Linked DNA regions of Homo sapiens: region 2 is linked to region 1. A link is a contact called in ENCODE Hi-C data. All regions are on one chromosome and are shown on one strand. The core of a region is the stretch at or near the end of the contact, and the rest is flanking DNA. Distances in the headings are between cores, read along the strand shown.

Region 1 (3,758 bases), core at 337-2,836:
TTTTCTGCTCAATTTTGCTGTGAACCTGAAAGTGTTCTAAAAACTAAAGTCTATTTTAAAAAATCCACTGTTTCACCTAATTCAACACTTCACTCCCACTCTGATAATCTCTGGCAACCAATGATCTGTTTACTGTCTGTATTTAAATTTAATTAAAACAATTTTTAAACTGTTTTGATATTTTTATAATAATCAATATATTTTGATTGGACTTTTATAGTGAGCACTTTCTTTGGAAATGAGTGTCTTTGACCTTCAAAAAAGTTATAGTTGTTATCAGTTATCATAAGAGGTGGGGCCCACCTCTTAAAGTAGCAATAAAATCTTATTTATGGTTGAAAAAGGTCAGGTCATTGCGCCACTTCTCTTTGCAGGTTTCTGTGCAATCCATCAGGGGACAGCTGGGACTAATCATTTAAAAAACTTTCCAGCCTGCTAATTTTACCATACCTCACATTTTTGTCATTCCTGGCCAAAATCCAAAGGGCAAGTCCCTTCTGCAGCCTCATTTTTTTTTTTTCTGTACTTTCGCTCCCCTGACGCAAGCTTCCACTGTCTCCCATCCTAACTTTACCACTACGCCCTCTAGAATGCCTTTTCCTGATAAGCAAAACCCCCCGAGTCGTTGGCTCCTCCACTTTCCGGTTTTGGCAGAATCCTTGATCTGAGCCAGGCCTCTTCCCAGGGGCTCTGGCCCTCTTCACTTCCTTTTCCCCGGAGGACTCTGGCTCCCGGGTAGCAAGCAGCCCACTTCCCCGGCCGCTTCCTTCCCCCGGGATGACACGTTTCTACAGGCGGACTCTTCTAATTCATACTATTTCCCTACCCCCGTGGTGGCTCCTAGCACCCCCAGGCCTGTTCTACCTGTAAAATCTTGACACATTTAAACTACTACTTCTGATCCTTTCCTCCCCGTCCAGCCTTCGCTCTTAGGCTGCCGAGCCTGGACTGCTTGTCATCCCCTCAGGCGTCTCCCCGGCCCTCCCTGCTCTTCAGCCGTCCCGACGGAGCGCGGCTCCTGACCAAACCCACGGTTCGTCTTCTCCACCTGCTCCGCGCGCCTCGCATGTGTCTGGGGGGAAACACATCCAAACGTCGACTTAAATGATTCAGGGCCGAGGACCGTGAGAGGCAGTCTTCACTTTTTCATCTTTCTTCATTTGCACAGTATACCAATAAGCTCTTACTACTTCTCAGCACAGGTAACTCGCCTTTTGCAGAGCACCCTCCGCCGCCGAACGGTCAGAGCCTGGAGGAACCCGCACCAGGATCGTAGGGCATGACGGGCCGGGGGCGGGACGAGGATTGACGAGCCGGGAACAGGGCGGGGCTTGAGGGGGCGGGAGGGTGGGGCGAGGCATGACGGCTCTGGTGGGAGGGTAGGCGGGGCTTGACGGGCCTGGGGGCGGGGCGGGGCTTGAGGGACCGGAAGGTGGGGCGAGTCATGACGGGCCGGGGCGTGGGCAGGGCTTGAGGGGCCAGGGGACTGTGTGGGGCCTGACGGGCCGGTGGGTGGGGCGGGGCTTGAAGGACCGGAGGGTGTGTGGGCGGGGCTTGATAGGCAGGGGCGGTGCGGGGGCGTGGGCAGCACAAGCCGTGCGCTCCCGGGCTGCGAGGTCTGGCTAGGCTACGGGCCACGCGCCGCCGCCGCTGCCGCCGCCACTGTCCTCTTCGGAGGCGCGGGCCCGACGGAAACCATGTTTGTGGCTCGCAGCATCGCGGCGGACCACAAGGATCTCATCCACGATGTCTCTTTCGACTTCCACGGGCGGCGGATGGCAACCTGCTCCAGCGATCAGAGCGTTAAGGTGCGCGCGGCGCTTGCGGGCGGGGCCGACCCCGGAAGGAAGGAAGGGGAGTGGGTGGGCGGCGCGGGGAACGGGGCTGTGTCTTGGTTCAGTGACGCCGCTGGAAGCTGTGGGGTGGCGGGCGAGCCCTGGCTGGACTGAGCGGAAGCCCTCCCCGCCCGCGTATTGTGGGGTCACGGCGGCCTCGCGGGCCGCCCTCCCGTGCGCCTGCGCAGCTGGTGCCACGTGCGCGCTCCCGCCCGCAGGGTACGCCGGGCCCTCTCCCAGGCCGCGCTGCCGGGGCTGCGGGCGGGAACCCAGGGGCATCCCACCGTCAGCCTCGGCGTCGTGGGTCTTGCCCGCGCTGTTCACCCGACGACCTGCAGTGGGACCTGGTGGGAGACTTTGCCTGGCTGGCGCTGCGTCGAGTTCTGTGCCCCGCCGGTGTTCTCTCACCAGGGCACATGGTTTTCTCCGTGGGTTCAGAGCAGAAGCTCACTTTGTTACGCCGAGGAAGAAAAATACAAACCATTTACATCCAATGATTTCCCTGCTTGCTGCCCAGGAATCGGAGGGTTTGTTTCTTGAAGTTCCCGTAAACGTCTGTAGACACTTCCGACAAGCAGAATTTCTTTTCTTTTTTTTTTTTTTTTTTTGAGACCGAGTCTCACTCTGTCACCCAGGCTGGAGTGCAATGGCACGATCTCGGCTCACTGCAACGTCCGCCTCCCGCTTTCAGGCGATTATCCTGCCCCAGCCTCCCAAGTAGCAGGGATTACAGGTGCACGCCACCACCCCCGGCTAATCTTTTTTTTTTTTTGTATTTTTTAGTAGAGACAGAGTTTCACCATGTGGGCCAGGCTGGTCTCGAACTCCTGACCTCGTGATCCACCCGCCTCGGCGCCTCGGCCTCCCAAAGTGCTGGGATTACAGGCGTGAGCCACCGCGCCCGGCCTACAAGCAGAATTTCTAATGTGGGGATGCTACATGAGATTTAGGAACCTCCCAGATGTGTTGCAGGATGAATGAAAGCTGGAGTGCGGATTATTTGGTTCTCGACAACTCCAGAGTAACTGGAAATCTGAAGGATAGTTTATCCTTTTTCACATTCGAGTTTGATACCAGTGATCTCTCAAAGATAAACTTTTTATAAATAGTGTTGCAATTTTTAAAAGATGTAGTTTCTTTTTTAAAACAAGTTTATTTTTGTTGTAATAAACTACGTTAACCGTTTTTTTTTTTTTTTTTTTTTTTTTTTTGAGACGGAGTCTTGCTCTGTCACCCAGGCTGGAGTGGGGTGGCGCAATCTTGGCTCACTGCAAGCTCCGCCTCCCGGGTTCACGCCATTCTCCTGCCTCAGCCTCCCAAGTAGCTGGGACTACAGGCGCCCGCCACCACGCCCGGCTAATTTTTTGTATTTTTTAGTAGAGACAGGGTTTCACCATGTTAGCCAGGATGGTCTCTATCTCCTGACCTCGTGATCCGCCCACCTCGGCCTCCCAAAGTGCTAGGATTACGGGCGTGAGCCACCGCGCCCGGCCCACGTTAACCGTTTTAAAGTGTAGAATTCAGTGGCATAGAGCACAGCATTCACATTTTTGTGCAGCGTCGCCCCTGCCCATCTCCAGAACCTTTTCATCATCCTAAACTGAAACTCTGTACCCAAGAGCACCCTGTTCCGCCACCCCATCCTCTGGTAACCTCTATTCTACTGCTTTCTATTAATTTGCATATTCTAGGTACCTCAGATAAATAGAATCATAGAATATTCGCCCTTTTATATTTGGTTTATTTCACTTAGTATAATTTTTTTTTTCTTTTTTCTTTTTCCTTTTTTTTTGAGGCAGAGTCTGGCTCTGTCACCCAGGCTGGAGTGCAGTGGTGCGATCTTGGCTTGTTGCAGCCTCAACATCCCAGGTTCAAGCCATCCTCCCACCTTAGCCTCTCCAGTAGCTGGGACTACGAGTGCAC
Region 2 (3,758 bases), core at 910-3,409, 520 kb after region 1:
GGGAGGGGGGAGGGATAGCATTAGGAGATATACCTAATGTTAAATGACGAGTTAATGGGTGCAGCACACCAACATGGCACGTGTATACATATGTAACTAACCTGCACATTGTGCACATGTACCCTAAAACTTAAAGTATAATAATAATAAAAAAAGAACTACTAAAAGACTCAACAACAAAAGGACAAATAACCAAACACAAAAATGGGCAAAGGGCTTAAATAGACATTTATCCAAAGAAGATATGCAATGACCAATAAACAAATGAAAACATACCAAGTATTCTTAGTTATTTGAGAAAGGAAAATCAAAACCACAATGAGATACCACTTCACACCTACCAGAGGGGTTATGATTTTAAAAATCAGAAAATAACAAGCATTGGCAAAGATGTGGAGAAATTGGAACCCCTTTTTATTACTGATAGGAGTTTACAACGATGCAGCTACTATGGAAAACAGTTTGATGGTTTCTCTACAAGTTAAACATACAATTACCATATGATGCAACAATTCCACTCCCAGGTGTACAACCAAAATAATTGAAAACAAGGACCGGAACAGATATTTGTACCCACTGTTCATTACAGCATTATTCACAATGGCCAGAGAGTGGAAATAACTTACAAGTCTATCAACTGATGAAGAGATAAAAAATGTGGTATATACACGTGATGAAATATTACTCAGCCATAAAAAGGAATGAAGTTTGGATGAACCTTGGAAAACATTATGCTAAGTGGAATAAGCCAGTGACTAAAATATAAGATATGACAAATATATGATACTGCTTATATGAAATATCTAGCATACACAAGGTCAGAGAGACAGGAAGTGGATTAGAGGTTACCAGGAGCTTGGAGGAGGGAAGAATTGAGACTTTACTGCTTGATGGTTACAGAGTTTTGTGTTCAGGGAAGAGATTTGGAAATGGATGGTGGTGACAGTTGCACAACAGTGCAAATGTTAGTAACACCACTGAATTGTGTCTCAGTTACTGGGAGGCTGAAGAGGGAGGATTCTTTGAGCCAGGGATTTGGAGGCTGGCCTGGGCAACATAGTGAGACTCCATCTCTAAAAATAAATCTAATAATGATTAAAGTGGCAACATTTGTTATATATATTTTACTACAATAAAAAGTTAGAAAAAATCGTGGGACTATTTGGAGTGCAATTAACAACATTGAGTTTTATTTCTCCTTCTCCAGACTAACATCTAACAGGTCTGTGGATCAGAAATGATGGTGGAGCAGTTGCCCTTTGACATAGCGATAGACCGTGTGGAAATGGTATTCAGTAAGCCCTTGACATCCAAAGGGGTGCACATGCAGACCTTTGCAAATCTCCAATAGAGGGCTGCAGAAATGTTTGTAGAGTCTCTTGACTTTCTTCAGACTCATATTTTCATAGAGAAATAAGTGTTTCCTGCGTATTTTCTCACCTGCAAGTTTAATCTCTCATGAATGGTTGTGTTTCATGAGGAAATAAAGTTTTCAGCACTTTGGAAGTGTGTATAAGGATGGTTAGAAAATCATACTGTCAGGTTGAGATGTGGATTCTCATCCTTCCGCCGGCACCTCACCAACCCAGCACTTGGCCACCATCCTTGTGGCACGTAATTCATGTCTGCCACAGCAAAATAGCCAATGTCCTGGAGCCCTGAGCCCTGTGAGATGTGTAGGAAGTCACCCTGCCCCTGTCTGGCATCTAGTATGAGCTCTAGGCATGTTTGTTGATTGAGTTAGTGAGTCAGTCACTGTCAGTCAGAGGCACATGCTGGGATGTGTTGCGGGAAGTGGATCGCTGACCCTCTGGTCATGGCACTCCCGCCTTCCTGCTCTGGTATGGGCCTGGATGAGGGTGCAAGGGTGTCTGCTGGGGTCAGTTCTGCTTCCCCAGATCCCAGCCACCCTCCTCAGCCACACACAGCACTGACCTCACTCCCCATGCGCTGCCCTGCTCTCAACTTCCACTTCTCCCCAGTGTCTTGGGCAAGCAGAGTGCCCACAAAGACCCCTGTTAGGACGCAATGCCTAGCAGGGGTCTTTGTGGCCCTGGTAACCGCCCTCTCCCTCTCCACCGGCCACTGCAGCTGCATTCACCTCTCCACGCCCAGGCTGCCCTGGTGAAAAGAAGCTCGTTTGTAGACAAAGTGTGGGAGTGTCTTTACTGTGGGTGAAAGAGCAAACTTGGGGATCTCTTTGCAAAGTGCTGGAGATTGTTAATGATGTCATAATTAGTAGGCAGCACTCAAAGTGTTATGACATCATTAACCAGTGATTGTTGTACTCCGTGGCCTTTCTAACTGGCTTGTGATTGGGCCCCAAGGCTGCCTGGCCCTCCGTGAGACCATGTCTGAATAGATACCTGAGAGTTAGACCCATGCGCTGGGTCTGGCTGAGGCTGTGTGTAGATCACAGCAGCGTGAGCACTGGCTGTACCTTTGCCCTGTCCTGCTGCTCTCACTGTCTGCTGTGTCGGGACACTGAGCAGAAGTGGCGGTGGAATGCACACAGCACAGCGTGTCACAGTGCGCATGGGCTCCCCACTGGAAGGGATGTAGCATTGTTTTTCTTTCGTAATGGAGAGAAGAGGGGAAGAAAAGGCCCAGGCACTGGTTCTCCAACTCTTGTACATCCGGTCACTGTCCTGAGATTCAGAAGGTCTGGGGTGTTCTGAGAATTTGCATTTCTGACAAGTTTGCAGAGAGTAATGCTGATGCTGCTGGTTCAGGGACCCACTCGGAGAGTCAGTGGCCTGGAGCACTGGAGGGCTCCGTGGAGCTGGGGAGGGTGGAGGGATGACGGCCTCGGGATGGCACAAGGAGGTGCCGGGTGAAGAGGAGGTGCCGGAGGCAGGATGGAGCAGCTCACAGTGGTACCTGGGATGGCCCCGTGGCTTCTGCCAAGCCAAATTCTCCTGTTTCATAAGAATTGCTCACCGGTGAGACTCCATTTTTCTTGAAGAACAGTGTTGTTTGTTTTATTTTATTTTCTTTCAGGCATATATAGAATCTTTGGCACTATAAAAAGCATTTACCGCATAATTAATATCTAATTGTTCCCAGAGAAGACACAATCTTATAAGGGGAAGTCATGGGAAGAAGGAAGCTCTGGTCATAAAAACACGATTTCCACCTTCTGTGCAGAGAAACTGCACTCTTAATTGTAGGCAGAAGGGTTTCGTTTGGGTGACTTCATCTTCACCACTGGAAGACGCTGCCCACCTCCCAGCCAACCCCCTCCCCAGACCGAGGGTGGACGGGCCTGGCCGTCAGGGAAGGCCTCGCATTGTGCCATCCAGCCGGGGCTTGGCCATGGCCAGTCTGAGGCAGTGTGGGCTCCTGCGCCTGTTGTCTTTGAAGTCCCTGCAACCAGATCAGCTCTCTGCTCTCTGAGATCCCAGGGCTGTCGAGCTCATTGAAGCCTGCAAATGGGACAGCACTGGCCTTCCTCCTTTTCATTCAGCCACTGGACGGGGCTGGCCCACGAGCCAGCAGATAAAAGAAGTCATTTAAGCTTTGATTTCAGATAAAAGACTTGAGGTTCATGAAATGCTCCAGCATAACAGTGCAGCTTCTGTTCTGTGCTGCAAAACACATTAGAATACAAACAAAGGGGCTGCTCCGTGGAGCCTGCAGGATCCCGACCCTGTCCAGGCTGGGTGCCAGGTCTGAGGGTTTGGGCGTCCTCTCCGCCAATGAGAAATCCACCTGGCGGCCTCCTCTGTCCTGTTCACCCACCCACTCCCATCCACTCT

Evidence for each region. A loop is a pair of places that touch in the nucleus more often than their neighbours do. Pooled maps may share reads with other maps.
Region 2: a pooled map shows a loop between it and region 1 (4-fold over the local background). The contact joins the promoter of LDLRAD4-AS3 here to the promoter of SEH1L in region 1. A Hi-C loop is called at or near these places in 1 of 37 single-sample maps with no recorded cell type and 7 of 50 pooled maps.

Annotation. Positions count from the first base shown.
Region 1 is chr18:12,946,425-12,950,182 of GRCh38, forward strand. It overlaps SEH1L (SEH1 like nucleoporin), which reads left to right and starts at 1,587. Exons shown (of 9, transcript NM_001013437.2): 1 at 1,587-1,808. The coding sequence starts at 1,698. RefSeq lists silencers at 1,285-1,734, 1,775-2,124, 2,135-2,234 and an enhancer at 2,166-2,767.
Region 2 is chr18:13,468,859-13,472,616 of GRCh38, forward strand. It overlaps LDLRAD4-AS3 (LDLRAD4 antisense RNA 3), which reads right to left and starts at 2,160. Exons shown (of 2, transcript XR_007066301.1): 1 at 1,936-2,160; 2 at 1,169-1,440. All of the region lies in intron 4 of LDLRAD4 (low density lipoprotein receptor class A domain containing 4), which reads left to right.